Linked DNA regions of Mus musculus: all the other regions are linked to region 2. The links are chromatin loops, found by intact Hi-C in ENCODE. Cell type or tissue: left cerebral cortex. All regions are shown on one strand. Each heading gives the region's core, and the rest is flanking DNA. Links, peaks and the distances in the headings are about the cores only. Region 1 holds the start of Tbx6 (T-box 6). Region 2 holds the start of Coro1a (coronin, actin binding protein 1A). Region 3 holds the start of Mapk3 (mitogen-activated protein kinase 3).

The links. Peaks named below come from ENCODE experiments on the same cell type or tissue, not always from the same donor. Only the 100,000 strongest peaks of a DNase experiment are listed, where the experiment ranks them.
Region 1: it touches region 2 in a loop (4-fold over the local background); 12 of 42 quality-filtered maps call a loop at or near these places.
Region 3: it touches region 2 in a loop (3.0-fold over the local background); 10 of 42 quality-filtered maps call a loop at or near these places.

Annotation. Positions count from the first base shown.
Region 1 is chr7:126,777,830-126,787,241 of GRCm38, reverse strand. It overlaps Ypel3 (yippee like 3), which reads right to left. Exons shown (of 5, transcript NM_025347.3): 2 at 9,289-9,412; 3 at 9,145-9,188; 4 at 8,828-8,936; 5 at 6,732-7,215. The coding sequence starts at 9,405. The coding sequence ends at 7,126. It overlaps Tbx6 (T-box 6), which reads right to left and starts at 5,759. Exons shown (of 8, transcript NM_011538.2): 1 at 5,618-5,759; 2 at 5,295-5,529; 3 at 4,130-4,397; 4 at 3,891-4,037; 5 at 3,742-3,812; 6 at 2,632-2,705; 7 at 2,367-2,550; 8 at 1,694-2,287. The coding sequence starts at 5,735. The coding sequence ends at 2,074. It overlaps Ppp4c (protein phosphatase 4, catalytic subunit), which reads left to right. Exons shown (of 9, transcript NM_019674.4): 7 at 1-22; 8 at 681-870; 9 at 951-1,376. The coding sequence ends at 1,080. In left cerebral cortex, for the core only: a CTCF peak has its summit at 7,077 (motif pointing left); DNase peaks (open chromatin) are centred at 6,450, 6,824, 7,094 and 8,960; H3K4me3 peaks cover 1,620 bases; H3K27ac peaks cover 2,063 bases.
Region 2 is chr7:126,696,480-126,706,940 of GRCm38, reverse strand. Coro1a (coronin, actin binding protein 1A) reads left to right here and starts at 2,125. Exons shown (of 11, transcript NM_009898.3): 1 at 2,125-2,289; 2 at 3,767-3,965; 3 at 4,813-4,935; 4 at 5,022-5,151; 5 at 5,239-5,423; 6 at 5,532-5,651; 7 at 5,845-5,949; 8 at 6,056-6,201; 9 at 6,300-6,357; 10 at 6,469-6,684; 11 at 6,956-7,167. The coding sequence starts at 3,768. The coding sequence ends at 7,060. Bola2 (bolA-like 2 (E. coli)) reads right to left here. Exons shown (of 3, transcript NM_175103.3): 3 at 10,248-10,386. The coding sequence ends at 10,287. In left cerebral cortex, for the core only: a CTCF peak has its summit at 5,636 (motif pointing right); DNase peaks (open chromatin) are centred at 3,853, 4,490, 5,634, 6,173 and 1 more place; H3K4me3 peaks cover 3,095 bases; H3K27ac peaks cover 3,086 bases.
Region 3 is chr7:126,750,868-126,761,328 of GRCm38, reverse strand. Mapk3 (mitogen-activated protein kinase 3) reads right to left here and starts at 1,703. Exons shown (of 9, transcript NM_011952.2): 1 at 1,511-1,703; 2 at 416-598. The coding sequence starts at 1,683. In left cerebral cortex, for the core only: a CTCF peak has its summit at 6,308 (motif pointing left); a DNase peak (open chromatin) is centred at 6,264.

The DNA.
Region 1 (9,412 bases), core at 4,413-9,412, 79 kb before region 2:
CTCCTGTGGTCTGACCCTGAAGGTGAGGGCAGTACCTGAGCTGGTGTTACCTTTAGCTTGTGGGGATGGGATTTAATTAAGCAAGTGTATGAAGAAAGAAGAGTCAGGCCAGGATAGCTTGGGGAGAGGAGGGCAAAGTTGGTCCACACTGGCTTTTTCCTTCCTCCTGCCTGACTGGATGCTGGTGTGCTCAGGCCTATAGTAGCTTGGCTCATGAGTTTTCGTGGCTCAGAAGATCTGTTCAGGGTGAAGTCATTGGCTCCCTGGGTGGGAAAGGTCATAGACTTGACAATAGCTTCTTTGCAGGTGAGCCTGGTCCCCTAGAATGATGGCCCTGAGGGTTCCTTTGTATGGAAGTTCCCCTCTAGTTCTGGCAGAATAGAGATTTAAAGCCAGGCTTTCTGAGTACCAGTCCTAAGCATGCCCTCTAATCCCATCAGTGTTTTTCCAGACTGCCCTATGTGGCAGAAAATGACCTTACTGCCAGGACAAACCTTGATCATAATGGTTCTCTGGGCATTTTTTTCTCCTTAGAGCTTCTCTGTTCTAGCATTTGCTATCCTGTCTCCCAGATCCCCTAGAACAAGCCTCTGCTTAATGAGGAAAGATGCACGGGCTTTTAATTCCTTGGTATAATAGACAACCAGAGGAGCCCACACACTGTCCTTGTCTTGTCTCAGACACAACAGGCTGGGGAGTGAGCCCCCGCGGGGCAGGTTACCTGTTTGGCAGTGACGTGGTCGCCCAGTTCAATGCAGCCAACGACATTGATATGATCTGCCGTGCCCACCAATTAGTGATGGAAGGCTACAAGTGGCACTTCAATGAGACCGTGCTTACTGTGTGGTCAGCGCCTAATTACTGCTACCGGTAAGCTGGCAAGGCCAGGAGCCCGGGTGAGGGTAGGTATCTGCGCCAACCATTGTTAACTCTACTTTTCTTAAATCCAGCTGTGGCAATGTGGCAGCCATCTTAGAACTGGATGAGCACCTCCAGAAAGATTTCATCATCTTCGAGGCTGCACCCCAAGAGACACGTGGCATCCCCTCCAAAAAGCCAGTGGCCGACTATTTCCTGTGACTCCTTGGCCCCAGCCCCTCTGGCCCTTGGACCACTGTGACTGCCCTCTGCCCAGTCGGAGGCTGGGTCTGAGGGGCTGCCTGGCTTTGCTTGCCCCAGGGTGCGGACTTGCTCTGGAGAGGTGGAGCCTTGGCTCCTGGCTTCCTCTCCTTTCTCCCACTTGATCCATGAAGTTTTCAGTCATTTTTTTTTTCTTTTTTCCTTTTTTTTCCTTTCTTTTTTCTTTTTGTTTTTGTTTTTAGATAAAACATTTTGAGAAAAAAAGAAAAAAATTCTAATAAAAGAAGAAAAATAGACTTAGGTTCTGTCAGGTTTGATTGGGGTGGACATGGAGACCTGCTCTGCTTGTCCGTTGGGCCCGGAGCCTTGAGGCTCCATCTGCTAATCTTCTAATCTTTCCCAAAGGCTTCCTTAGTGCTTCATGAAATCTAGGTTCATGGACAGCCTTGATTCTTAAAGCAACCATTGTGAGGAAGCTTTTCCATCTTGAAGGGGACAGCCCAGAGCAGGCCCTTTCCTAGCCACAAGGGCAGGGCAAGCAGCTGGACCTTAAAGCTGTGGCTCCCCCAGCCCCACCCAGGGCCAACACCATTAGCTCAAGTTTCCTGAGCACTAATGTCTTTGGAGTTTTATTAACAAAAATACTCTGATCCTGAGAACAAATTGGCATGGCTTGCACTAGTAACAAGGCCCCCAGGAGGTGGGGGTACTGGGCTGGGAGCCCCATTTGGCCAGGCAGAGGCTCCCTCCATTCGCACTAAGGTGAGAGCTGAGGGGAAGCAGGCCCCAGCTGGACTCAGAGCTGCCTTGCCTGAGCTTTGAAGCCAGAGGGGGTGGAGTGAAATCAAGGTGTGAACTAAAGGGTGGAAGAGAGGCCCAAGCCAGCCATTTGGTGGGGGGGAGGGGGATACCACTTCAATGCGGATGCTACCAGGCTGGGGGAAGGGAGCTGGAGGATCAAGGGAAGATGGCATAGGGTTACTACACCGAGGCTCAGTACATTGGCTTGGATCCCATGTCCAGATAACCTCCAGGTCCTGGGTACGGTAGAGGGAAGGGACCCCCTTGGATGAAGTGTGGGGCAAAGGATGGTACAGATGGAGCTGCCTGATAGGCAGAGCCCCCTGGTCCAGGCTGTAGGTCCAGAAATGCAGCTGAGTAGGGGGCTGGGCGCCCAGGGTCTGGAGCCTCAGCGAAGCTGGGGGTCCTAGTCACAGGAGACAGGTATGAGAACGGAAGAAGGCCACCCCCTCCTGGACAACCCAGCCCTCTACCCTTCACCTTACCTGGCTGGTAGGTGACTGGGGGCGCCATGAAAAGCGGCAGGGTGTAGAAGGTAGGCCTCAGCACTGGGGCCCCCACATGGAGGAGCTGAGGCAGAAGCAGCTTCCTGGGGGGTTGGGGCCTGCTCTGGATCTGAGTCCCGAATGTCCCCACCCAGGGTGGAGTCACAGGGACCCCCTGGTGTATCTAAGGAGAAAAAAAGCACAGATTGGTTAGGGGAGGTTCCATGTCTCAGTTTTGGCCCCATGCCACCAGGACAGCACTCACCCCCACTCCCACAGGCCTCTGTGGCCACTGGCTCTGGGCCCCGAAGTTTCCTCTTCACACGGGCATCCCGCTCCCTGGGGAATGATGGTGGTGACGATGATGATGTGATGATGATGGCACTAATAGTACTTACCAGGTGCCAGGCATTCCACCCTCCCAGGCACCCTGTGGGCAGGTGCTATATTATACCCATTTTACAGATAAGGAACTGAAGACCAGAGAAGCCACTAAAAAGCAGCAGAGCGGAGGTTCCTCTCAGACTTGTAACTTGGTTCTTTAGTGCTTTCTTTCCTCGTTGGGTATTTAGAATCTGAGAAAGCCCCTTCCCGGCAGCAAAGTCCAGTATCCGCCCAACTTCATAGCTGCCCCACAGCCCTTTGGCACCTGACAATCTATACTCCTTTCAGGAAGGCCTCCCTGACCTGTGGCATCACACACCTTCCTCACAGCATGTCATAGCTCTCTCCGTATTTGAGCTAGTGAACCAGTCACTGTTGGGATAGACTAGCAGGGCTAGGTCAGCTCTCAGGGGCTGTACTTGGAAGAGATGCCCAAGTCCTTCCTTGGTAAGCATTGGCTGGTCTCCCTTCACTCTGCAGCCTCACTGTAGGACACGTCTGCCTCAGGGCCTTTGCACATGTCTTTTTCCCAGACACTTAGTTTTCCCTCCCCTTCCCAAAGGTCTTTATCCATGTCCTTCGGCGCCTTTTCTCCAGTTTCCCTCCAGGCCTTGCCATCTTTTGCAGGCTTTATTGCTGCTAGAATTGTATAGTTTCTCATTTTTGTCTGCTCTGCCGGCTAGTCTTATCAATTGTATGAGGACTGAGCAAGCTTAAGTAATTGTTGAATCGAGTGAATAGAGCCATGTGGTGGTGGCACACACCTTTAATCCCAGCACTTGGGAGGCAGAGGCAGGTGGATTTCTGAGTTCGAGGCCAGCTTGGTCTACAGAGTGAGTTCTAGGACAGTCAGGGCTACACAGAGAAACCCTGTCTTGGAAAAAAAAAAAGAGTGGACACATGTTTTTACTTACCATCATGTTCCTGGTACCCTGGCACAGTACCCGGCACACAATAATTAGTAAGCATTCCCTGAATGAATGATGCCCACCTCTTACAGTTTCTGCCATTTTCTCGGAAACCTTTGGCAAAGGGATTGGCTGCGATCTTCAGCTGTGTGATCTGAGGACACACACGCAGGTCAAAGCCCCTGTAGCCTGGGCGACAGTCACTGACCCTCCCTCAAGCAAGGCCACTCACCCTAGGGTTCTGGTAGGCTGTCACAGAGATGAATGTGGTCTCAGGAAATCGGAAGGAGGCCACACCCCCCCAGTGTTGGCTGCATAGTTGGGTGGCTCTCACCAGGTGGATGCGAGGCTGGTACTTGTGCATCGAGTGCAAGATCAGCTGGGAGGGAAGAAACGAGGTGACTCCCAGCCGTCACCTTCCTCCCATTACCACCCTAACACCCCACCAAGGAGTCCCAGCCTGGGCCTCACGTGGCCATGGGGGTCCAGTGTGCTGTTGGTGAGCTTAACACGATGGAAGGATACGGGCTGCCGCATCCAGTGGGCACCAGTGGCAGGAGAGTCAGGGTGAATGTAGACACGGTCGGGTAGGCGGGGTTCAGCCTTGCCACTTGGCTCCCAGTGCTGGCCCTGCCAGCGGTATCGGGCCCCATCCACTGGAACCACATCCAGAAGAAACAAGTAGCGGGCCTCTGGGTCCAGGCCAGTGACTGATACTCGGCAAGCAGGGAACATGCGCCTGCGCAGGGAAAGGGGAAGGAGGAGAGGCCTGGAGCTACCCTCTAACAGCTGTGAGCCCAGCATCAGTGAAGGAACTAGCAATAGGCACCTCAGTTTTGGCACGGTAAAGCCAGAGAGGTGTAACTAGGTTCTCCAGCAGAGTCTAAGAGCCATTGTACAGATGGGCAAAGGGGACAGACAGGTTAGGGGTTCTGACAGGCCGGAGCAGGTTAATCTCCCCACCTGCCCCTTCACTCTCTCCATCCTAGTTACAACATGGTACAATTCTGTCTCCGAGCCCTTGCCACATCCTGTCCAGGCTCCTGCCCCCTGCCCCCTGTAACTCTCTTTGCAGAAACAGTGGTAACTATTTTCTTCCTGAAGCCTTAGGAGCCTCTTGCTCCCCACCTTGGTGCAGCACTGACCTCTGTGGCAGCAAAGACTAACTTTCTTCAGAAATAATAGGTGCTGGGCCCTGGGGACAGGATTTAGCCTGGGGTTCAGGCCTTAGAGACCTTGCCAGAGCTCACACGGTAGGCAATCACCTTCCTTCAGGGTGAGCTGGGACTTAGTCACACACGGCCCCTGATCCTGGACAGATTCTCCCACACTGGTCACTGACTGGTCCTTGACCCTTCTCATAGGCTGTCTGCTTCTGAGTTAGGCCACATGCCAATCTACAACCCAGCCAGGCTGACCTTTCTGACCCTTGATAGAATGGCTCCTAAACCCAGTCACAAACTCGCCAGCCTGATCCTTAAACCTCGACACAGTGTAACTCCTGTTAGTCCAGGGTCACAGTGTCAGGCCATAGTTAGATTCTGCTGTCTGGGTTGTCCTAGCCCTGAAGGGGCCCCTAACCCTAGCTCTGTCCCAGGAATTCTCTTTTCTAAAAGCTGACTTGGCCGTCCCTCACCTGCCAGCCTTGGTGATGATCATCTCTGTCCCCACAGCGCTGAATTCCTTCCACAGTTCCTGGTTCTCCAAGCTCAGGCTGACCCCAGGAAGCGAGTGAAGGGCCTCTGGGGGTGGCGGTGCTGTCTCGGGGCCCAGAGCAGATGGGAGAAGGGGCAAAGGAGCGGCTGCAGCCAGAGTGTGGGGAGCTGCCTCGATCCCAGAGAGGAAGCAATCCAGTTTAGAAGTATCCAAATCTGGAGATGTGGGAAGAATGAGGATCCAGGGGAGGGCCACATATTCCCAGTTTCCTGCCCCTTACCCAGAGCCAATCCAACCGCTCACCAGGGTAGCGGTAACCCTCTGTCAGGGCAGGTGGGAAGGTGGAGTCTGCCCCAGGCTGGGGGTGTCCCAGACGGTAGCCAGTCCCCAGGGAGGGGTACAACTCTCGTGGATGGTACATGTTGTAGTTTCTTCTGGCCTTGTGTCCCGTTGCTAGAATCCGGGGTCTAAGGGATGCCCCCTTTATAGCTCACAGCACAGCCCCTTCCAAACCAGAGATCACAGCCCCTCCCCTCCTTGGGGCCCTGGAGGTGGGCTGGAATGGAGACCCCTGGGGCCTAGAAGGGGTCCAAGAGGAGGCCGGATACCTGGGTACCCTCCCCTCTCCCTCGCAGCTTCACTAGTCCCGACCCCCTACCCCCTCATTACATAATTAACTCCTCGGTCTGATTGATCCCTAGGGCTAAGACAGGGACGCAGTTTGGCGCTTCCGGCCAGCTGGTCTCCGTTCCCACGGTGGGGGCAGACCGGCTAGGGGGCAGGGGTGGGATCTGGATCCTGGCACCGAGCCTAGGATCCCGGGTTAGACCCTAAAGCCCCAGACTTTCTGGAAGGTGACCCCCTCCCTTTTTTTCACTTGGAGGACTAGCCTTGCGAAGTGAACGCGAGGACAAGTGCAGGGTTGATGTCTGAGCTGATACGCCAGACACTGGGCATCTTCAAGAGACCGAGGCAGAGGACTAAAGCCTAGAGTCCTCCCTGGTTTATAGTCTGAAAAGCCTCCAAGTCTCAAAAGTTGAGGGGCGTGCACAGTTACACATCTATGGTATCTCGTGCAAAAAGCGCAAGGTCTCACGCCGAGAACATTTCAACTACACTTCCCAGTAGGCACCGCGCCAGTCGCACGTAAAGGCCACAGGCAACCTGTGCTGGGATCCCTGGGAATTGTAGTTCAGACTGGGGCGGCAAAGCCAGAGAATTGGTGGTCTTCTCTGACGCTTGCCCCCGAGGAACGAAAGCCAGGACTAACATAGGCAAGATGTCAGGAGCAAGATTAGTTTGGTCTACTGTTCCTACTCCATTCCCCCTGCTGAGGGCTCTGAATGGAACCCATCTATAGGGAAGGAACTTGGATTCCAGGTCCCCTCTCTGTATTCCATGTGAGCCAGGGGCTGTCTCCATTCCATTGTTTTATTATTTACAAATGCTACAGAACGAGAACAGACACGTTGCAGGTAAGAGGGATCCAGTGGGAGAGATTCACAGAAAGGTGGTGCACCAGGGCCATGAGAGCAGCACACAGGCCTTATCTATGGGACAGGCAAGACAGGAAGGGGTTAAAAAATGAGATCCAAGCCAGCCAGATCGCAGGGAGGTGCAGGGGGTGGGGGTACAATCCCCCTCTTTGTCTCCCCCCAAGGTCACAGTGCATGCAATAAAATGTATGTACAGGAGCTGGGTCCTTCCCCTGTGGGGGCCCTGAGGGTCCAGAGCTCCCTTCAGGAGGAGCGAAACCAGTGGCTCCCCCTGGCGGCCAGGCCAGGCTGAAGCCACATGCGGCAGGAGCTAGGTCAGTCCCAGCCGTTGTCTTTGATCATGTGGTTGAGTTCAATGATGTATTTCCCCTCTTTGTACTTCTGGCTGCTCTCAAAGGCTTGCTCCTGGAAGGAGAGAAAGGGCTGCCAGGCACAGACAATACTTTTACCACTAGGCAATGGGGTTTTGGGAATGAATACCATTGGTCTTGGTTTATATATGAAAAACAAAAAACAAAAAACCCTGTGGCCCAGAGAAGCTCAGCTGCCTGCCCAGACACCACTTTTCCTCACTGGGAAGAGAGAGAACTCTGAAGCACGGGTAGTTCTGAAAATCAATGACAGCTCCAACAGGGAGGATTTGGAAGCCCCTACAAGATTTCAAGGTCCAAGGATTACAAACTGGTGGCCTAAGGGCCATTTCAACCTAAGGTAGTTTTGTTTAGATAGCAGAGAGCTTAATATAAACAACTTTAGGAGTTGGGGATGTTTATCTTGTGGGAGGGCCTGGATTCAATACAAGCACCACATTAAAAAAAAAAAAAAAACAATAAAACTTACAACTAAATGATAACTATATATATACTCACTTCATTTTGCCCCAGCCTGCTTTCTCTGCCCTATATCTACCCATTTATAAACCCACAGTATCTGCTTGCTCTTTTTTTGTTTTGTTTTTGCTTTTGTTTTTCGAGACAGGGTTTCTCTGTGCAGTCCTGGCTGTCCTGGAACTCACTCAGTAGACCAGGTTGGCCTTGAACTCAGAAATCCGCCTGCCTCTGCCTCCCAAGTGCTGGGATTAAAGGCGTGTGCCACCACGCCCGGTTCTGCTTGGTCTTATAGACATTTGAAGGATTTTGTTGTACTTTGAGACAGGGTCTACATAGCCCTGGGTGTCCTGGAGCTCACTAGGCTGGCCTAGAACTCAGACATCATCTGCCTCTGCTTCCTCAGTGCTGAGATTAAAGGCGTGCGCCACCACACACTGCTGACATTTGAGTTTTTAACCTCTGGTCTAGGCTACATTTTAGGATTTCAGAGGGGCCAAGCCACCTGTGCAAAGACACACAGGAAATCTGTGGCAGGGTCAGAGGTAAAGTAAGATTAGGACTGTCTTTGCAATGGGGCATCCAGCTTCTAGAAACATGCCAAGTGCCCAATTCCCTATGCTATCCTCAAGTGTATAAGGAATAACTTTGTTACGTGTAATCTGACTCTCACAATGATATTCTGTGCCAGGTAGTGGCTTTATGCTCCCATGCCAGGTAAGGAAATGAGACTTGAGGTTGTGAAATCAGATGCTAGACAGCATCAGAAGTGACAGGAGCTATGCAGAGATCTGGGGACCTAGTTTCCACATTGCTACAGAGTCTTAGTTGTGTGATCTTGGGCAAATGTCCTAGCATCTTCAGACCTCCTTGTCTTCTGGAACAGACTCTGCCACCAGAATAGCTGTAATGATCGAGAGACTATGTGCCATGTGTTCACATGCATGGCAGATAAGCAATTGATAAATGGTGATTCTACATGATGCTAATCATCTAGGACAGGGGTGCAAATCCTTCGAGGGAAGAGAACACCCTCAAAGCCCTGCAATGGACAAACGCCAGTCACTGGGGAAAGAAAGCCAGTTTGTGCTGGGCCACTGGTACTCTGAAAGGCAAAGGCAGATACTTTTAAGGAAGAAGGGATGAGGTTAGGTCAAAGGCCAGCCTAGGGTCAGAGATCTCAAACTCACATATTTCCAGCCCAAAGTGGTCTTGCAGTTCTCACAGTGGATGTCAGCGACAGCATGAAGACCTGTCAGCAGCACCCGCTCTTCTGCTGGCCCGCAGCCCACATTCACTCTGTGGGGACAAAGGGTAGTCCCAGGGAGGGTCTCAGCAGCCCAGAGCCACCCTCTAGCTAGTATGTTAAGTGTCTGGTCTTAGCCTCTAAGAGGAGCCTGATCATGGCTTCCTGTCAGAAACAAGGGACTCTGGGAATATCAGCATACCAGGGAGTCACAGGTCACAACAGAGGTCAGGAAAAGAAAGGAAGGAGATGAATACTCACACAGAGTTGAAGAGGTAGGCACGTCCCTGACTGCCCTGGAAGGACTGGAGGGTAGTGGGGAGACGAGAGGAGGGGGTTAGGGCTATTGGTGGGGAGTTGCCAGGCAGCCCATTGCCATTCTAGACTAAAATGTGACCTGCTTACCTTGGAGATGAGGTCGTCGTGGTTGGCCAGGTGAGCACGGCAGTGGGCACAGCTATACCTCCGGTGACAGTCATCCAAGTAGGCCTGAAACGTCTTGGGCTTTGAAATCCGCACCATGGCGGGG
Region 2 (10,461 bases), core at 3,010-8,009:
TTTTAAGTTTTATTTTATGTCTGTGGTAGTTTGAATAACGATGGCCCCCAGAGGGGCTCATACGTTTGGATGCTTGGATCACAGTTGGTGGAGTGCTTGAGATTAATGTGGGGTCTTATTGGACATTGGAGGAAATGTGCCACTGAGAGTGGGTTTTGATGTCTCAAAAGTCCACACCAGGCCCAGTCTCTGTCTCTGTCTCTCTCTGTCTCTCTCTCTCTCTCTCTCTCTCTCTCTCTCTCTCTCTCCATGACTGTGGATCAGAATGTAGAGCTCTCATCTACTGTTCCAGGACTATGCCTTTCTGGCTCCCCCCTCCCCCGCCCCCCAAGGTGATCATGGACTAACTAACCCTCTAAAACCGTAAGCAAGCTCCTAGTTGAATTCTTTCTTTTATAAGACTTGTCTTGGTCATGGTGTCTCTTCACAGCAATAGAACAGTAACTAAGGAAATGTGTGTGGTTGTTTTACATGCCTGTATGTATGTGCATCACATGCATGCCTACAGATGGTTTGTAAACCACCATGTGGGTGCTAGGAATGAAATAAATCCTGGTTCTCTGCAAGAACAGTGAGCGCTCTTCACCACTGAGCTGTCTCTCTAGCCCGGCACCTAGCTTATGTGATGCTGGAGGCCATGCCTTTATGCATGCTATGAGGTGTTCTGCCAGCTGAACTCCATTCTCAGCCCCATTACTGTTATCACTTTAGCTGGAGACTCTAGAGTCGCTGGCTACAGTCACAGAGCCTCAGGCACTATCCAACCCTGTACTGAGTAACTGCAGAACACTTCAGACTACACCTTACGCACCGCACCGTTAGCTGTGAGGTGGGCAGGACTTCTTGTTTCTCTCCTACAGAAACTGAGGTTCAGGGAGGTGGGGCCTCTTGGCCAAGATCACACGGCTAATCAGTACAACTGGAGCCCCTTCTGTTCTTTCGAACTACTTCTACCTTAAAGAAGAGTTTCTTCTGACTGGGTCTTGCTATGTAGCCCAGGCTGGCCTCCTGCCTCAGCTTCCTGACTACAGATGACTGTCAGCACACCTGTGTCCTTGAGCTTTGCTGACACTGCGCCTCAGCCCCCTACCCTTCTCCAGAGCCACTTGTGGTGTTTCCTCTTCCTCCCAGGATAGCCCAAAGCTTTGGTAAATGGCAATAATGAAAAGAACCAACATCTTTTGGGTTTTTGAAACAGGGTCTCACTATGTAGCCTTGGTCTGGAGCTTACATGTGGACCAGGCTGGCCTTGGTTTCACTGACCCTTCTGCCTCTGCCTCCGTAGTAATGGATTTACAGGTGTGGGCCACCATATCTGACTGTAAGACCCCAACACTAATTAATACCTGCCACTCTGTAGATGCAAATCCAGCTATCCTTGGAGTGACCATCTCCATACGAAGGCAGGTAAGACTGTTATAGACAGGAAACTGGGGCTGAGATTAAATTAACCTGCCCAAGGTCACTCAAATGAGTGACAGCCAGGAGTCACAACAATGGTTCCAGCAAAGGCCTTTCTTCCTCTGCCCTTGCTACCGTGACAACCCACTCCCCTCAAGGGACAGGAATGGACCACAGCCCAGCTGTGTGTGATATCAGACTTCTGTGTGTACTCAGTGGCTTTTAAACTGTGTCAGACGGACTCCCGACTCCCTCTTCTCATGGCCCGAGAGCTCTCTAGAGGGGGAGCACTACTCATTTGCCTCCATAGCCCCAGCACAGAACAGGTGCTCCATAATGCCCAGTTATTTTACTTCTTCCGGGCCTCAATGCCACGAAGCAGAGGACAAGGGTGTCCCCGCTGAAGCCCTAAATCCCTAGAAAGGAGAAATGACCCCCCCAAGGCCTCCCAGAAATCCATTTGGGGTAACGACAGGAGAGGTCCCTCCTGTAGCAGAGAAGGCTCTCAAGCTGGTTGAAGCCGTTCTAAAGCTTTCTCCGGTGCCAGGGAAAGGACCTCGAGGAGGCAGCGGGCGGCTGGGGGAGGGATGAAGGAACGGGATATTTTTGCGTTCTGACATTAAAAGAAGAGTTGATTCGCGTCAGCATCTGTTCGGGGGTTGGAGCTGACAGCATGGGGAGCGGTCCCAGTCTTGCAGCCCTGGAGCGAAGGGCCGGGCCTCCATGAGCTCCGCCCAAAGGGGCGCTACCACCCGGAGGAGGCCGGCGCACGGCCGCTGCTCATTCATTGTCTTGACAGAGCATCCTCGGTGGCCAGCCTGCAGCTCCTCCATCCTTCTCTCCTTCCTCCTCTACTTGGGAGGGGTCACGCTCAGCTCTCCGCAGCAGGTGAGGCTGGGCGCCGGGGGAGGGCTGGTCACAAGGGCCAGGCAACGCTGCCATGGGCCACCTGTGGGGCCAGCGCCAGTGTGGGGGCAGGACTGTGGGACTGTGGGGGCGGGCGAGCTGTCAGAGCCACCAGGCTGGGGACAGAGAGCCGGTTTGTGAGCCCCGCCAGGAGGATCGAGGACGAGGGAGTTCGAAGGGGCAAGTAGGTCCCAGAGTGCTCCAAGGTGAGGGCTAAGGACCATCGTGACCAAGATGGAGGTGGGCTCCTGGGAGCGGCCGTAGCTGGGCTCAGAACCTATGCCCCGGGGAGGGAGCTTCTGAAGGTGGGGGATGCAGGGTGGGGTGAGCCAAGTAGCTGCCCTGAGCTTTGAGACAGGAAGGGGTTGAGTGCAAAACAAGACTAAGTTCCCCTTTCCGTGGTTTCCGGGCTTGGTACCTGGGTGGGGGAGGAGGCCGGGTGGGGCACATCTTCCGCCCCTACCTTGGATTGGGCTTTCCTTCTCCCAAATCCAGACTGCTCACTGGGGTCTTGTGTCCCCTTCCTGTCTTGGAGACTTCACTCAGGCACTTCACCTGCTTTTATTTTTAATAGACCTGGGAGCCTCCTTGGTGATACCGGGGTGTGCGAGGACTGGAGTCCCAGCACGAAGGGGCTGAGTCCCCCATTAAGGCAGAGCAGATGGGTGAGGCTGGGGAGGTGGATAGAGGCTCTGGGCAGGATGCCTTCCACAGCGCAGCCGAGGTTCCTTTACTGAGCAGGAAGGAGGAGGGATTGGGCACAGGATAGAGGCAGCCCCTGGGCTTCACTAGCTGGCTGCCTAGCCACAGTGGGTAACCATCTTAGCGGACCTCAGGGAAGTCAGGGTGGGCCTCTCCTGAGTGTAGTTTAACGGAAGCAGAAATGGCTCAGAAGAACATCTGCTTTTTTTCTGAGCGGAGGTTAGGAGCAGAGGTCTGGGGAGATGCTGGGACCCAAGCCATTGCTGCTTCTTGTAGCCAGAAACCTGGGGAAGCCATCCTGCTACTGCATCCCTTCCTAGGCAAGCTGGCTTGCATCCCTCTGTGTGCCATCCCTGAGCTGGAAGGCCAGGGAGAAGCCCTGCCCTGCCTTTAGGAAGCTCTGTGTGAGGGATGTGGGATCTAGAAGAGTTCGATAGGAGGGAACCTATCTCCAGACTGTCTGGACCACTAGGAAGGAGGCACTGTGTCTTAGTCAAGAACCAGACCCTTGGAGCCACACCATAGCAGGCTGTTGTAGGGGCTGATGGTGCAGGATTGAGGGTGTGGCTTGAAGTGCCTGGGAATTTGACAGAAAAACTGGGGAGGGTAAGCAGGGAGATAAGCAAGCTGTCAGTCATGGTCAGGGTGCCTCAGACGCCATGCTGGAACCCTCAAGGCCAGGCCAAGGGTTGCTCTGGGGATGACAAAGTGCGGCTGGGATTGACCCAAAGAAAAGTTTACAATCTGTATCCTTCAGGATGAGCCGGCAGGTGGTTCGCTCCAGCAAATTCCGCCACGTGTTTGGACAGCCAGCCAAGGCTGACCAGTGCTATGAGGATGTGCGCGTCTCACAAACCACTTGGGACAGTGGCTTCTGCGCTGTCAACCCCAAGTTCATGGCTCTGATCTGTGAGGCCAGTGGGGGAGGGGCCTTCCTGGTGCTACCCCTAGGCAAGGTGAGCTTCCGGAACCTCAATGGTCCTGGGGAGGACTCTGCTGTCCATGGAGACTGTGGGGTCCTCAGTAGCTGACTGTGACCCAGCTTCCCTGGGGTTCTGTGTTGATATCTGTAAAATGGGACAGGGCCATTTGCTACTTAAGCTCTCTGGGGACAAAACAAGGGGGGCAGGTCCCCCAAATCTTGGCTTGGGGTTTTCTGCTAAGGATAAGGCTGCAGGTCTGGCGAGGACTTTGGGGACCCTTCAAGCGTAAGCCCTGGTGGAGACGAGGCAAAACCCTTTTTTTTCCTCCCCTCTGAGCCTGCTGTTCTTCAGCTGAAGTTCACTCCTGGACTCCTCAGGGGGTGAAACAGGAAGGGGAGATAGGCCCCAAGTTTTACCTTAAAAGGGCCGATGGAAGCAGAAGAGAAGAGGAAGTGGTTGTCGGGTTGAAGCTGGGCCTGCACCCTGCTCAGCTCCTTACACAGGAAGCAGTTGGCTCTCGGAAGAGGCCATTTCCAAACCTCTGCTGCTGTCTAGAGGCATCAGACAGACCTCCAGGCCCAAATCTATAGGACACATCCTATAGCACTCTTCTCACACTCTCCTCTTGGGGACCACAGCCCCATGCTCACCCTGGGTCCATGGTACCCACACATGACACTGAGAAAGAGGGCCAGGATCTTGGCCAGAGTCTCATTTGGTGCTAGCTTTCTTGGGACTAGACGATGCCAAGTCCTCCCCACCCCAGTGCTCCCAGGGACCCCACAGCCTTCCTCTGCGTCCCTCTGCAGGGGTGTGTGGGGAGGTTGGATTGGGTTCAGAGGTCAAATCGCCTCCATTAGAATCCCCGTTGTGCCCCCAGACTGGACGAGTAGACAAGAACGTGCCCCTGGTCTGCGGCCACACTGCCCCTGTGCTAGACATCGCCTGGTGTCCACACAATGACAATGTCATTGCCAGTGGCTCTGAGGACTGCACAGTTATGGTAAGTCTGTTAGGGATGTGTTCTGAAGGAGTCTGGAAGAAGGACCTGGTGTTTGAAACCCCAGACTCACTCTCCCCTTTCTACAGGTGTGGGAGATCCCGGATGGGGGCCTGGTGCTGCCCTTGCGGGAGCCTGTCATCACCTTGGAGGGCCACACCAAGAGGGTTGGCATCGTGGCCTGGCACCCCACAGCCCAGAATGTGCTTCTCAGCGCAGGTGCCATAGGGGGCGGAGGGGAGGGCTAGGCGCGACTTGACAGGGGGCAAAGGCTCATGGTTCAACGCTGGACCATCAATTGTGCAGGTTGTGACAATGTGATCCTGGTGTGGGACGTGGGCACTGGGGCAGCTGTGCTGACGCTGGGCCCGGATGTGCACCCGGACACAATCTACAGCGTGGACTGGAGCCGGGACGGTGCTCTCATCTGCACCTCCTGCCGTGACAAGCGAGTTCGTGTCATCGAGCCTCGCAAAGGCACTGTTGTGGCTGTAAGTTGCCGTGAAACCTAAACCTTGGATGTTGCTCCTCCTGCACCCACCTGGGGTCTAGTCCCTTGGTGAGACTGTGAGAGGCTGACCTACTTTCTTTCCTCTCAGGAAAAGGACCGTCCCCATGAGGGGACTCGGCCAGTGCACGCTGTGTTTGTGTCAGAAGGGAAGATTCTAACCACGGGTTTCAGTCGCATGAGTGAGCGGCAGGTGGCGCTGTGGGACACAGTGAGTGCTGAGACACAGGGCCCCGCGGGCTGGGGATCAGGGCTAGACGCTTACTCTACCACGTGACTGTGGCCTCAGTTTTCCTGTGAGATGGGGAGTTTCCATGCTTAGTCTGAGGGCCTTTGCCTGCTGATTGTCCAGTGAAGCCTTGACATGGTCCAGTCTGTTGCTCTATCACCTCCTGTCTCTACAGAAGCACCTGGAGGAGCCACTGTCCCTGCAGGAGCTGGACACAAGCAGCGGAGTCCTGCTACCTTTTTTTGATCCTGATACCAACATTGTCTACCTCTGTGGCAAGGTGACTCAGGCAGGAGGGCTGGGGGACGAGGGAGGTGGGTAGGTGGCTTGGTGAACAGACAGCCGGGCGCCCTGTTCTGATGGTACTGTCTTGCCCACACCCACAGGGTGACAGCTCTATCCGGTATTTTGAGATCACTTCTGAGGCTCCGTTCCTGCATTATCTTTCCATGTTCAGTTCCAAGGAGTCTCAGCGTGGTATGGGCTACATGCCCAAACGTGGCCTGGAAGTGAATAAGTGTGAGATTGCCAGGTGACTGACTCCTAATTGACTGACCCCTAATCCTAGCCCGATCTTCAGCACCCAGCCAGCCGTGCTGAAGAGTGCCGCTCATCTTCCTGTTTCCACAGATTCTATAAGCTTCATGAGCGGAAGTGTGAGCCCATTGCCATGACAGTGCCTAGAAAGGTATGCTCTTATGCTCCTCCCAGGGTGCTGGGGCAGGAAATGACCACGGGGGTTTGTAGGGTGGGACAGAAACATAAACACTCTTGTGACCAGCCTTGGCCTTGCCCACAGTCGGACCTGTTCCAGGAGGACCTGTATCCGCCCACTGCAGGACCCGACCCTGCCCTCACAGCTGAGGAATGGCTGGGTGGTCGGGATGCTGGCCCCCTCCTCATTTCCCTCAAGGATGGCTACGTGCCCCCAAAGAGCAGGGAGCTGAGGGTCAACAGGGGCCTGGACAGCGCTCGCAGAAGAGCTACACCAGAGCCCAGCGGCACGCCCAGCTCGGTAAGGCGGGCGGGGGGCTGGGGCAAAGCCTGCATGGATGTGCTCAATGTCTCATGGGGAGAGAGTCCAGTGTTAGAGATGCCCAAGCCAAGGGCAAGGAGTGGGTGACCTGGAGGCCTTAGAAACCAGGTTGCAAGCTTATAGGCATGCAGTAATCCGGGTAGCATCTGCTGGGAAAGAAGGGCCCAAGCCTTGCAGCTCTTGGAAAGGCTAGCAGATGTCAGAGGAAGCAACAGAGAAGCTGGGCCTGATACAGGGCTGGGTCTCCTAGGATACCGTGTCAAGGCTGGAGGAGGACGTGAGGAATCTGAACGCCATAGTGCAAAAGCTACAAGAGCGCCTGGACAGGCTGGAGGAGACTGTTCAGGCCAAGTAGAACCCCAGAGCCCTCATCTGGGGCCAGCCATCCCCTCTGCTCCCACCCCACCCTCAGGCCATATGGTGAATAAGACGAAAATAATAAAACGGCTTTATTTTCTGGTACCTCTCAGACTCCGGTGAACTGGTGAGCCCCGAGGCTTCCCCTTGAGAGTTCTCTGAATGCGCTGCCCCCATTCGGGCTGTGGGTCACTTCCAAATTCACACTATAGCAGAGGAAAGGGCCTTGCCCGGTATGATACCTGCAGGGATGGATGGAGCTGGACACTGTTCTCTGTTCCCTAGCTCCACCTCAGAGCAGGTCTGAGTCATCCAAATCCCTATCTTAGGGCCCCCAAAATGTCCACAGTCACCCCCAAACTTTTCGTGTTTTCTTTGATAGTGCTGGACCAAAGCCGTTAATATGCTATGTAGGCTGTCATTCTAGCTATGTCTCTAGCCTTGACCCCAAATTAGCATTTCCTGGTCAACTCCAGCACAGCCTGCAAACAACCACACTGATAACTCCTTGAGCTACTGACTCAAAGAACAAAAATAACAAGACTGCAGAGCAGACGCCACTCACGTCTGTAATCTGAACACTTGGGAGACCGAGGGTTGCTGCGGGGTTCAAGCCAGAAACTCAGTTGACAGTGGCTATAAAGTGAGATACTGCCTCAAACCAAACCAAACCAGATGGGGCTTGGGTGTGGCCTGGCTGGCAGCACCAGGCCCTAGGTTTGATTCCTTACCCTGCATAAACCAAGTGTGGTGCCCACACCTATAATCTCAGCACTGGGGAGGCGATGGCAGGAGGGTCAGAAGTTCAAAGCCAGCCTAGAATAGAGACCCTGTTTCAAAAACAACTGTAATAAAGCCAAAAACAGGAGGTTGGAGGGTTGACTTAGTGGTTTAGTGTTTCCCTTGCAGTCATAGGGATTAGAACTCAGATCCCAGCATCCACATTACAAGCTGGGAAACCTTGCAAATACCTGCAACCCAGCTCTGATGTGGATAAAACAGGATTTCGGGGCTGGTTGGCTTCCAGCCTAAAGAAGAAGCAAACATGGGTTCAGAGAGAGAGAGAGAGAGAGAGAGAGAGAGAGAGAGAGAGAGAGAGAGAGACTACTTCAAAGGAATAAGTTGAAAATGACAGAAGGCTGAGCAATGGTGGCACACGCCTTTAATCTCAGCACTTGGGAGGCAGAGGCAGGCGGATTTCTGAGTTCGAGACTAGCCTGGCCTACAGAGTGAGTTCCAGGACAGCCAGGGCTACACAGAGAAACCCTGTCTCGAGAAACCCAAAAAAGAAAAAGGAAAAAAAAAAAAAATGACAGAAGACAGATACCTGACGGCCTCTTCTGGCCTCCACTCACATAAACAGGCATGTATATACCTGCAAGCAAATACACTCACACATACACACAGGTAAAAACAAAACTTGGGCTGGAGATGCAGCTCAGCAGTTCAGAGAACTTGCTGTCGTTCCAGAGGACCAGAGTTCTAATCCCAACACCCACAAAGCCTTTAGTCTCAGCACTCTGGAAGCAGAGGCAGGCAGATCTCTGAGTTCTAGGGCAGCCAGGGCTACAAAGAGAGTCCTGTCTCAAAAAACAAACAAACAACAAAAACTAAGGGAAAAAAAACTTGACAAAACAGACAACATCCCATAAAGACAAACGAATAAGGAAACAGTCGGACCCTGAGCTAACATGGAACAGGGTAGTGGTTGGCAGTTCCGAAACCATGGTCTAAGACCCCCCAACCCCACTTCATTCTCAGCATCCTCCTGCCTCAGAGAATTGCCTGTAGGTTTCAGAGGACCTGGCCTCTGAGGAAGACAGGAAGGAACAGATCTCTTAAACCCTATCTATAGGAGTAAGGTGTTTGTTTTTGTGCACTGTGACCGTTTCACACGGATCCCCGTGGTCCTGAACACCTGATACTTCTGCCTCTACCTTTTATTCTACATGTGCGTCACAATGCCTGGTTTATATGGTAATGAGGACTGAACCTGGGGCTTCAGGGATGCTAGGCTAGCACTGTCGACTACCTATATGAGTGCATGCTTTTAAAGATATTCTCAATATGACAGCAGTTGCTGTGCCTGATTGGTGGGAGACTCTAGAGCTGGGGTCACACAGAGCGGTTCCAGAGGGTAGAGCTGGGATGGCACAGAACTGTTCTAGAGGGTCGGAGACTCTAGGGCAGAGGTGACAGAGCGGTTCTATAGTGTACCATGGCTGAATTGATACAATGCAGAGAACACCCAGGACCCCACCCCGGCCCTCCTCTCTTCAGCACACCATGGAGTTTTCTGGGTATAGACAATGGAAAATTCTGCCTGCCAGCTTGTGTCTCACCCCGACAGGGCATGTGATCCTGGGCAAGCCCCTTCTGCCTATAAACTGGAGGAGGGCCATCACTGGGGAGTGAAGGGGTGCTCTTTTGGGGTCCTTGTGAGGAGACTGAATCACTAGTTCTCCAGAGGAACTGAAAATGTTCAGGAAATGATGCCAGGGACAGGGAAGACATGAACACTGACTACTATGATCCCAGCTTGACCAACCTCTGTGATGAAATCAAGAGAAGATGGAGACAGGAAACTGGGTGGCTGAGACAAGCCTTGACAATATGGGAAGGACTGGGCATTGTGCTGGACGTCTGTAGCCATAGCTGCATGGAAGACTAAGGCCAAAGGATCCCCTAAGCTCATGAATTTACAAGCAGCCTGGGAAACATATGGGGACCTGTCTGAAAGACAAAACCAAAGCAAAGATCCACAGTGGAGAGGAACTAGCTGTGGGAGAGCTGAACTGAACATCAGCGTGCATTGTGTCCATCCCTCCTCCTGAGTGTGTACGCCTGTGAAGAGACTGACAGAAATTCTGTATCTTGTCTCTGCTACTTCCAGGAACCTGGAGTGAGGGAACCTGGGAGAATGCTCAGGGTTTCTGAGGGCTGACAGAGCAGGAACACCCTGCTTTTTGAGGTCTGACCTTGGTGACAGTACAGACCACAGGGTTTGACAGTAAAGCCTTGGCAGACTTAAGAACCGAATCTTCATTGTTTAAGTTGGGACCTAGAGGGCTCAGGAAAGAAATCCATCCAAATTTGCTGAAACAATGGCTGGAGGAGAGTCAGGGAAAAGCCACATCCGTGACTTGGCCTCAGGGTCTTCAAACAGCACACTGAGACCAGCTGGGCCAGGTTTAAATTTTAATGACTGTTCAGGCCTAGGCCCCTCATTCACGCCGCTGTCGGGTCCACTGCTCTGGGGTCAGAGTTTTCTGCTCAAAGGCATGGATGTGCGGGAGCTCTTCGGCTAAGCACTCGTTCACCAGCCTGGAGCGAGAGAAGGGAATGGGAAATGAGCGGCCTCAGCTGGAGTGATGGGCTCCGAAGCTAGGGTGACCAAGG
Region 3 (10,461 bases), core at 3,347-8,346, 54 kb before region 2:
CCTGCCCAATACCGGTTTTCTTCTTTGCTTTCCATCCAGTGTGAGGTCTCTAAAGAAAGAATCGTGAGTCTGTTGAGCAAGAACAGGCTGTGGGCAGAGACTGGGTCATGTCACAGACCTGCAGATGTCAGAAGACAAAGCTCCCATAGAGATCGTTTTTTCCACAGCATTCTCCCTCCCCACACACCATACTGGGGCACAGAGCAGAAAGGGATGTGTTCAAGGCCACTCCACTTGGCTGCGACAGACCAGGATCCAAGGCCTGCCAGTGTGCTCTCATGCTCTGTAGACTCTCTGCTAAAAAGTTACTTTGCTGGGGTTTTTTTTTTTTGGAGGGTAGTACAAAAGATGACCACAGACAACAGAGCCAAGCTCCCTAGCTTTACTCTGGGGCTGTGGCTAAGGTGAAGGATACACATCTCTCATGGCTTCCAGGGTGGGCGCTCTGAGGATGTCTCGGATGCCTATAACATTCTCATGGCGGAATCGCAGCAAGATCTGGATCTCCCTCAGCGTGCGCTGACAGTAGGTTTGATGCTCAAAGGGGCTGATCTTCTTGATGGCCACTCTGGTCTTGCGCACGTGGTCATAAGCTGAGCTGAGAGGGCCAGAGAGATGTGGCCTTACAAAGGGGGAATCCAGGCCTGTTGGCCCCACCCAGGTCTTGGCAGGGACTGGAGAGAGGAGGAGAGGGTTCTGGCCAAATGTAAACAATGCTGGCTCCTTCCTGCTGTGAAGGCCTGGGATCTCCAGGGGAAAGCTGGGTATCAGCCAGGCAGCCTTTCAGTGACTTCACAAACAGAGGAAGAGAGTGGCCACTCACCGACTTCCTTTCTCCTGGACCCTCTTACATTCTAGTTGCCCTCACCCTCCTCCCCTTTCCCAAGCTGGACTCTCTCAATCCCAGACAGGTCCAGGGGATAGGAGTTAAATGGAGAAAGTAGATGAAGCCTAGAGGATTCAGTAATGGGACAGGAGAGAAGAGATAAGGAGGGGCAGGCAGGTCTCCCTGTGCGGTTCCTGGGTCAGAGCTGCTCCCATAGGAACAAAGGCCCAGAGCAGAGCACACAGTGGGGCAGCGAGAACTCACAAACCCGTATACCACAAAATAAGGCACATTCTAGAGACCCTTCCCTACTTTGGGCCCCTAGCCTTGCCAGGGGCAGAGGTGCAAAGGTTTGCCCCACCCTGAGCTTTGCTCTCCTCTCTCAAACTCTCTGTCACAGCCTCATCAGGGGGGAACCAAGGCTCCCACTACCTGCTCGTGGGTCCCTCACTCCCCCTTCATCCTCTTAGCTCCACCTTTATCTCTAGGGTCCCCCAGGTGCCCCTCCCTTAACAATACAAGGTGGCTTCAAAGCCTCCAACCCCCCTCCCTGGAGAAAGTAGCGCCTAGTCCTCCAGAAGTCACTGCACGATACTTCCCCTGCGACACTCCCTGAGCCCCCCATGTCCCGAGCACACACCTGCTGTCCCTGCTCCGAAGCCCCCTCCCGGGACGCCCCCTCACCTGACCATGCCGTACGCGCCCTCGCCGATGTACTGCAGCTGCGTGTAGCGTGGGCCCACATCGAATGGCTGCCCCTTCACCACCTCCACCTCCCCGGGGACCACCGGGACGACCCCAGCAGTTCCCCTGGGCTCCCCGCCCCCGCCCCCCGGAGCCGCCGCCGCCGCCGCCATCTCCACTCCTCCCGCCTCCCCCCGCTGCCCCGCCCGCGGCCCCGCCCCTCCCTACCGCCCTGTCACCGCGGGGCCGCGCGCCAGGCTCCGCCCCCGCCCCCGCGCGTCCCGCCCCCGCGCCTGCCGGGCGAGCCTGCGCGGGCCCGAGACGTCACATGGTCTCCTGGGCGCGCACCCGGCTTTCCCGCCTAGTTACGCTGTTCCTTCCCTGCCTTGGCCACTAGGGTACTTTAGTCTGCCAAGAGAGTTCTGCAGCCCCAGGGGCCAGTGGCCCTCAGTAATGCTAAGGGAACCCACCCGGCTTACAGTTAACCTTTGAAGACCTGCCTCACATCTTTGTTTCATTTAAACAGATAGTGGTAATCCAGGCTAGCCCCAAAGGCTCTCTATGTGGTGGAGGTTGGCCTTGAACACATCCTCCTGCCTTTAGGCCTGAGCCATCATACAGATTCAGGATGCTACTAGGCAAGCATCCTACCACTGAGCCACATCTCCATCCTTTCTTTTCTCTCTCTCTTTCTTTTTTAAGAGGGTCTCTTGACATGGAACTGGCTGTTCCAGAACTCACTATGTAGACTAGGTAACCAGGCTGGCCTCAACATACTAACTCGCCAGTGCTAGGATTAGTTAGAAGCTGTATGTATCACCATGCCCAGCTTCCATAATTTCTTATTCGTTTATTTGCCACATTTATTAATTTTGTGTGTTGGAGCGTAAGTATGTCACAGAGCCTGTGTGGAGGTCAGAGGACATCTGATTCCTTCCACCATGTGGGTCCCAGGTGTCCAATTCAGGCTGTCAGACTTGGTAGGAGTGGGCCACCCTGAGTTGCTGAGGGAGTATATCTTACGTTTTATAATGAGGAAGCAATCTGGAGGGTGGTGGACGGCAGGCAGCACTGTGAAGCTGTGAAGTCGGTCCTGACTCCAGTGTGAAGACACAGGCCTGCAGGGGGGCTCAGGTGTGTGCTGAGGCCCCAGTGTCGTACAAATCCTCTGCCTGATTGCCCAGAGGACGTGCAACCCAGCTCACTTCACGGGAGAAGGAGGGAAAGGGTGGTAGCTGTGGACAAAGGTAACTAAATCAATTTAAATTCACTGTCACCTTTTCTCTGTCTCTGTCTGTCTCTGTCTTTCTGTCCCCCCCTCCCCCCACGCTGGGCTGGTAAGATGGTTGGGTAGGTAAAGATGCTTGCCAAGCAAGCCCAAAGATCTGAGTTGGATCTCTGGGACCTTCACAATGGAAGTAGAGAATTAGCTCCTGCAGGTTTTCCTCCAACCAACACAAGCATGCTATAGCATGAATGTGGACAGACACATATTCACACACAAAATAAATAAAATAGAATTTAAAAATTACGTGCATGTCTGCCTACAGGTATGTGCACATGAGTGCAGGTGCCCACCAAGGCCGGAGGAATCAGACCTTCTGCAACTAGAGTTCTAAGAGGTTGTGAGCCACCTGATATAGGTGCCAGGAATCAAACTTGGGTCCTCTGGAAGAGCGGTATGTGTTCTTCAAGGTTAACACATCTCTCCAGCACTAAGGATGTCATTTTTAAGTTTGGATTTGACAATCTGGAAAGATGGCTCAGGGATAAGAGCACTTACTGCTTCAGCAGAGACTCTAGGTTCAGTTCCCAGCATCCACGTGGCAGCTCACAAGCATGTAGCTCCAGGGCATTCAGCATCTTCTTCTGACCTTCGAGGGCTCCTGCATACACATGCTGCACTCAGGTACCTCTACACATTATTTACTTAATAAAATAATTAGATTTGACAAAAACAACCAGAACCCTGTGATCACTTGGAAGACCAAGGTAGGATGACTGTCAGTTTGAGGATAGCCTGGGCTGTACAGTGAGCTCCTGTCTCTAAAGGCTTGTTTATGTATTTTATGTATATGACTGCTCTGTCATCGGAAGAGGGCATTGGATGCCATCATAGATGACTGTAAGTCAGAATGTAGTTGCTGGGAACTGAACTCAGGGTCTCTGGAAGAACAGCCTCTTAGTCACTGAGCCATCTATCCGGCCCCAGGATCCTGTCTCTAAGTGCATAAATAAAATAAAAATCACTCCTTTGCTTCTAGGTTCCGTCTGGTCCCTGCAGATGGATGGCTAGGGATCATATCATGTTCATTATTGTACCTCCAGTGCCTGGCAGACCAATGTTAAGCATGTTTAAAATGTGTTCTGTTATTTAATGTTTGTGTGTCTGTGTTGTAAGTGCGTATGTGTGAAGGTGCTGTGATTACAGACCTGTAACATCATACTCACTTAAGTCTGAAATTCAAACCGACAGGGGTTTTTTGTTGTTTTTTTGTTTTGTTTTGTTTTGTTTTGTTTTGTTTTGTTTTGTTTTGTTTTTTTTGAGACAGGGTTTCTCTGTATAGCCCTGGTTGTCCTGGAACTCACTCTGTAGACCAGGCTGGCCTCGAACTCAGAAATCTGCCTGTCTCTGCCTCTGGAGTGCTGGGATTAAAGGTGTGCGCCACCACCGCCTGGCTTTTTTTTTTTTTTTTAAGATTTATTTTTTTTTCCTATGTAAGTACACTGTAGCTGTCTTCAGACACTCCAGAAGAGAGTGTCAGATCTCATTATGGATGGTTGTAAGTCACCATGTGGTTGCTGGGATTTGAACTCAGGACCTTTGGAAGAGAAGGTAGTGCTCTTAACCACTGTGCCATTTCTCCAGCCCCCATAAACTGACAAGGTTTGGCCCTGAGGGTATGGTGGGGTCTGTATGCTTAGCAAGGCTAGAGTTGTGATGGTGGCGTCATCAGATTTGGAAAGTCGGAGAACCCAGAACCAGGCATCTCAGTAGCCAGCAGCACCCACAGGATTTGGACCTGCCCTGGCCCCCGAGCAATCAATGAACCACTTGGCTCTCCACCTGTGCAGGCACACAAGCTAGAGCCACTGGAGAGGAGGGAACCTCAGTTGAGAAAATGCCTCCACAAGATATGACTGTAAGGCCAGGTAGTGGTGGCGCATGTCTTTAATCCCAGCACTTGGGAGGCAGAGGCAGGCGGATTTCTGAGTTCGAGGCCAGCCTGGTATACAGAGTGAGTTCCAGGACAGCCAGGTTTCTATACTGAGAAACCCTGTCTCAAAAAAACAAGCTGTAGGGCACTTTCTTAATTAGTGAGTGATGAGGAAGGGTATAGCCCACTGTGGGTTTTTCAGAATTGTGTGATACATACAGTTACACACAGTTGGTTGTGAGCCGCCTGATACGGGTGCTGGCAACTCAGACCCTCTGGGTCTGCTGAGCCGTCTCTCCCAGCCTGACACTTTTAAATGAATCAATCATCTAACATATGGGGAGTCTGAGAGTTAAGTTAGCTGACTTGAGTCAAGAAGGGGCCACTACTTGACTCAAGTACTTTTCACACAGAGACTTTTGCAGATGCCACACTGTCTTGGAACCATAGACGGCTCACATGGAAGCCACACTCTGGTGCTGCCATCCCACCTCATTTTCCAGAACTGAGTGATCCAGGAGCCTCACAAACACACAGAGCCTAGGCTTGTTTCTCTCCAGGGTATTGGGAAAAAGTGCTTGTACAAGTTACAGATCAAGAGACAATAGAACCAATCGTGAGTGTTCAGAGAGCCAAGCACTGTATGTAGCTCAGGTCAATGAGGCTGAGCTGCGGATTCCCCAGAGCTCCCACGTCACTAAAGTTTAAGAGGTACCGATTAGATCGATGACTTCTTTGGTAATTGCTTTGATAGGCTTAATTATATGGCACTTTGAGCAACATTCTGGGCTCGGCTAATGGAAGATTGCTGTATAATACAGGCTCTTACTGAAGACCTGGAACTTGCTGCAGTCAGACTGGCTGGATTAAAACCTCATGATAGGAGCTGTGATGGCAAATGCCTATAAACACAAATACTTAGGAGACTGAGGCAGGTTCAAGACCAAGTTGGGTCATATAAAGAGAAAATATATCAAAGGTAAACCCCCAAAAGCTGGAGGGGGGCAAGGTCACTTTCAGGAGAATTGGGGAGGTGGCCTTTTATTTCATTATTTTATGTATTTATTTTTGTTTTTAGAGGCAGAGTTTCTCTATGTAGCCCTGGCTGTCCTGGACTCACTCTGTAGACCACGATGGCTTCAAACTCACGCCTTGGAAGTGCTGAGATTAAAGGTGTGGGTCATCACCCCATGGCTGAGGAGGTAGCCTTCAGTCACTGAAACATAAGTGAGGTTGCAGAAGCTGGAAATGGAGAGAGGACGTCGAGGAAAGGGAACAACATATGCTAAGGGATAGAGGCAGGAGCCTATCTTGTCTGGCAGCTGCAGAAAAGGATCTACAGGAGGGCCAGGATAGCTCTAGAGGCAGCCCAGACTGATGAAGGTCTTAGCTTTAGGCAGACTTTGGACTTTGGATGCTCCTCAGGAAGTAGTGAAAGCCCTAGAGCGACTCTTGCCAGATCACATTGCTACTGCAGGAGGATATAGTGACTCAGAAAGTGGCGTGGGGTTCTGTTTAAGTGGGGTTTCTTGAGCAGAGTTTTCCTGTGCAAAGGAAAGGCTGGAGAGATGGGCGGGGCATGCCACCACCCTCAGGCCTCTGGGTAAGGAAGCGCGACTGCGCTCTCCCCCTAGTGGCTGAGATTGGAATTTCCTTTAAGGATCGGGCTGGGATTTTGGGATTTCTCAGACTCCTTTACAGACCAACATTTAACTAAAGTAGTGGGCGGTCGCCTTTAATCTCAGCACTTGAGAGGCAAAGGCAGGCAGTTCTCTGTGAGTTCTGGGACAGCTTGATCTACATAGCGAGTTCCAAGACTACATAAAGTGACCTCGTCTCTTTAAGGTATTAATTAAGGTAGACTGATCATCTATTCTCCACCTGTCACCTTCATGTATACCATCCCCTGCGATCCTCGCACCAGCCAAATGAAGGAAATGACGTTCACGTTTAGCTGGGGAAAAGCAGACATTGAAGTTCAGAGAACGAAAGGACCTGGGAACTGTGTTCTCCAGCAGCTCATGGGTAAGAGCGGTGATCTGAAAGGAAATGGTCCCCATAGATGCATGGATTTTAGTAACTGACCACCAGTTGGTAGGACTGTTTGAGAGAATGAGGAGGTGAGTCCTTGGTGAAGGAGGTATGTCACTGCGGGTGGGCTTTGAGGTTTTCAAAAGACTTGCTGCATTCTGAGTGCCTCTCCCTCTCCCCTCCTCCTCTTCCTTTCCTTCTCCCCTCCCCCCTTCTTCTCCCCCCCCCCTCCTGGTTGTGTCGTAAGATGTGAGCTCTCAATATTGTTCCAGAATCATGCCTTCCTGATTGCTGCCGTACTCACTGTCATTATGGCTATGAACTCTAACCCTCTGAAACTGTAAGCCCTAAATTGGGGCTTATAAAAAGCTTACTTTTATAAGTTGCCTTGGTCAATTAGGTCTATCATAGCAATAGTAAAGTAACCAAGACAGAGGAGTGTTTTGCCTCTATGTATATATGTACTCCATGTGCCTGCCTGGTGCCTGCGAAGGTCAGAGGAAAGCACTGGACCTCCAGGACTGGAGTTATGTGTGGTTGTAAGCAACCATGTGATGCTGGGAACAAAACCCAGGCCCTCTGCAAAAGCAGCCAGTGCTCTTAGTGACTAAGCCATCTCTCCAGCACCACCAATATTATATTACTTATGCATAGTTGTGCAGCGTGTGTGTCTGTGTGAGTAAATGCCACCTGTGCGCAGGTGCCTGGGGGGCCAGAAGAGGGCGTTGGATGCCCTGAAGCCGAAGTCACCCGGAGTTGTGAGCCACCTGACATGAGTGCTGGGTTTAAATTCAGGTCTCTTATTTGGGGGGTGGGGGGGTGGGTTCAAGACAGGGTTTCTCTGTGTAGCCCTGGCTGCCCTGGAACTCTTTCTATAGACCAGGCTGGCCTCCTGCCTGCCTCTGCCTCCTGAGTAATGAAATTAAAGGCCTACACCACCATACCCGCCCTTCTTATTTTATTTATTTATCTATTTATTTATTTATTTATGTATTTATTTTTGGTTTTTCGAGACAGGGTTTCTCTGAATAGATCTGGCTGTCCTGGAACTCACTTTGTAGACCAGGCTGGCTTCGAACTCAGAAATCCTCCTGCCTCTGCCTCCCGAGTGCTGGGATTAAAGGCGTGCATCACCACTGCCTGGCTTCTTTTTGTTTTTTCAAGGCAAGGTTTTTTTTTCCTGTGTACCTCTGGCCATGTTGGAATTTTAAAGGCTGGCTGGAAACTCAGAGGCTTGCCTGCCTCTGCCTCCTGAGTGCTGAGATTAAAGGCCTATGTGACCATTGCCTGGCTGGCCCAATACTTTCTTCACTTCTATAAATACCTCCCCCAGATCTCCACCCTGAGCTACCTGTGTGCCTCACATATGGTGTGTTCTTCCAAGAAGCTCACCACAGTCTGTCATAGGCTTGCTGGAGGGTGATGCACTGTGATGGTTACGAATGTGGAGGCTGCAAGACTCTTTGTTTGTTTGTTTGAGTATACTGTCTTCAGACACACCAGAAGAGGGCATCAGATCCCATTACAGATAGTTGTGAGCCACCATGTGGTTGCTGGGAATTGAACTCAGGACCTTTGGAAAAGCTATCAGTGCTCTTAACCACTGAGCCATCTCTTCAGCCCTTTTTTGGTTTGTTTGTTCATTCGTTTGTTTTTGAGACTAAGTCTTGTGTAGCCCTGGATGGCCTTGAACTTATTACATAACTAGTGGTAACCTTAAGTTCCTGAACTTCTTTCAAAATCTCTTCTTGTCTGTGTCTTTAACTTCACTTCCTGTGAGCTGCAGAAACAGCCAGCTACGGTTTCAGCAAGTATTGATTTCCAAGCACGTGGTGCACCTGGTCCCTAGGGGCTAAGGCAAGAGGATGGAGAAGCTAGGACCAGCCTGGGTTACATAGTAAGTTCCAGGCCTATCTTAGCTATAGAACAAAATTCTATCTCAAAACACACACACACACACACACTTATTGAGTGTATTAGTTACTGTTTTATTGCTGTAAAGAGGCACCTTGACCAAGGCAACCCTTATAAAAAGAAAACATTTCACTAGGGGCTGGCTTACAGTTTCAAAGAGTTAGTTCATTATCATCCTGGCAGAAAACATGGTAGCATGCAGGCATGGTGCTGGAGAAGGAGCTGAGAGAGCTACCCTGATCTGTAGGTAGAGAGAAACTGGACCTGGTATAGGCTTTTGAAATCTCAAAGCCCACTCTCCTTAGCTTGCCTTCTACACAGCCACTCCTCCTCATCCTTCCTAAACAGTTCACTGGGAAGCAAATATTCCAAGAGATGAGCCTGTGGAGGCCGTTCTCATTCAGACCCCCACACTGTGCAAGGTAGGTCATGGCTAATCAGAGAGGAAAATGATGCCCCATCTTACTCATGTTATAATAGCTGTGTGAAGCTAGTGTTACCTTTGTAATGTGGCTCTGGCTGGCCTCCACTTGCCAGAACTCCAGCTGTGTGCTGTCTGCTTGGCCCTGCAGCCCGTGGGCTTTGGTAGGTTGTAAATTCATCTTCACTTATCCCAATGTGTTTTCTACTTCCTCAATGTGATTTTCCTTTTGTTTGTTTTTTTTTAGTTCTCGAATAGTGTTGCCTAGTTTCCACATATTTTTGAATTCCCTTAATTTCTTTTGTTGTTATTTTGAGCTCTTGTGATTGAGAAACATTCTCCGTACGACTTGAGTCCTTTAAAACTCGTGGAGGGTGGCTCTGTAGCCTGGCATATGGTCTGTCCTGGAGGACATCTCTGTGGTACTGTGCACATCTGCTGTCGCTGGGCAGGGCGTCCTCATGGTGACCTTTAGGTTTGACTTGTGCACAGTGTTCAAGTCCTTTGTTCCTTTGCAGCATCGAAGTCTCTCACTGTTGCTATTGAATCGTCTCTTTCCTCTCTCGGCTCTGTCAGATCAAACCTCACAGATGTTGCTGCTCTGTGTTTGGTTGCGGTGACTGCATCTTTTACATCCTTGAGAGATTGGCATTTTGGGTTATAGTTGTTGTTTTGAGACTGAGTCTAGCTCTGTGTCTCAGAGGTCCTTCAGCTTCGGCTTCCTAAGTACTTGAAATGCTGGTATGAGCCGAGGTGCTCAGTATAACTGCTTTTAAAATATTTCAAGGGTAGGGAATAAAAACCCTATAAATTAACACTGTCTTTCAAGGTGGCCTTCTCTTCGCTGCTGCTCTTGTGGGCTCATCTCTTAGCTTAAAGAACCAGGTCTGGTGTTTCTTTCTCTCACCTTTTTCTTTCTTTTTGTTTGATTTGAGCTCTATCTATCTAGCCCTCTCTTTTACTTCTTCAAGCATGATTTCCTTTAGTTTCTTGGGCATCTTTAGTGTTTTGCTTTGTTTGGAGTTTGTAATGCTTGAGATGGAAAGAGAGAAAGAAGGCAGAGCCCTGAACGAGGTAGGTGTTCAATTTCCATCTCTGTTGCTGTGAAAAACACCTTGAGGAAAAGGAGGGAGGGGCTTAAGGCTTACAAGTTACTGTCCGTTACTGCATGGACATCTCAGTGGCCAGAGCGTGGGACAGCTGGTCCCCTCAGACTCATCCTCAGGACTACTCAGTCTTCCTATAAAGACCAGGGCCCTGGCCTGGAAGTGGTGCCACACACATTCAATTAACAATCAAGACGATCCTCACAGACATGCCTAGATGGCCAGCTTTGTTTAGGTGACCCCTCATTAAAACTCTCTTTCCAAGTGACTCTAAGGTTTGTTGTATTGACAGGTGGTGGTAGCATATGCCTTTAATCCCAG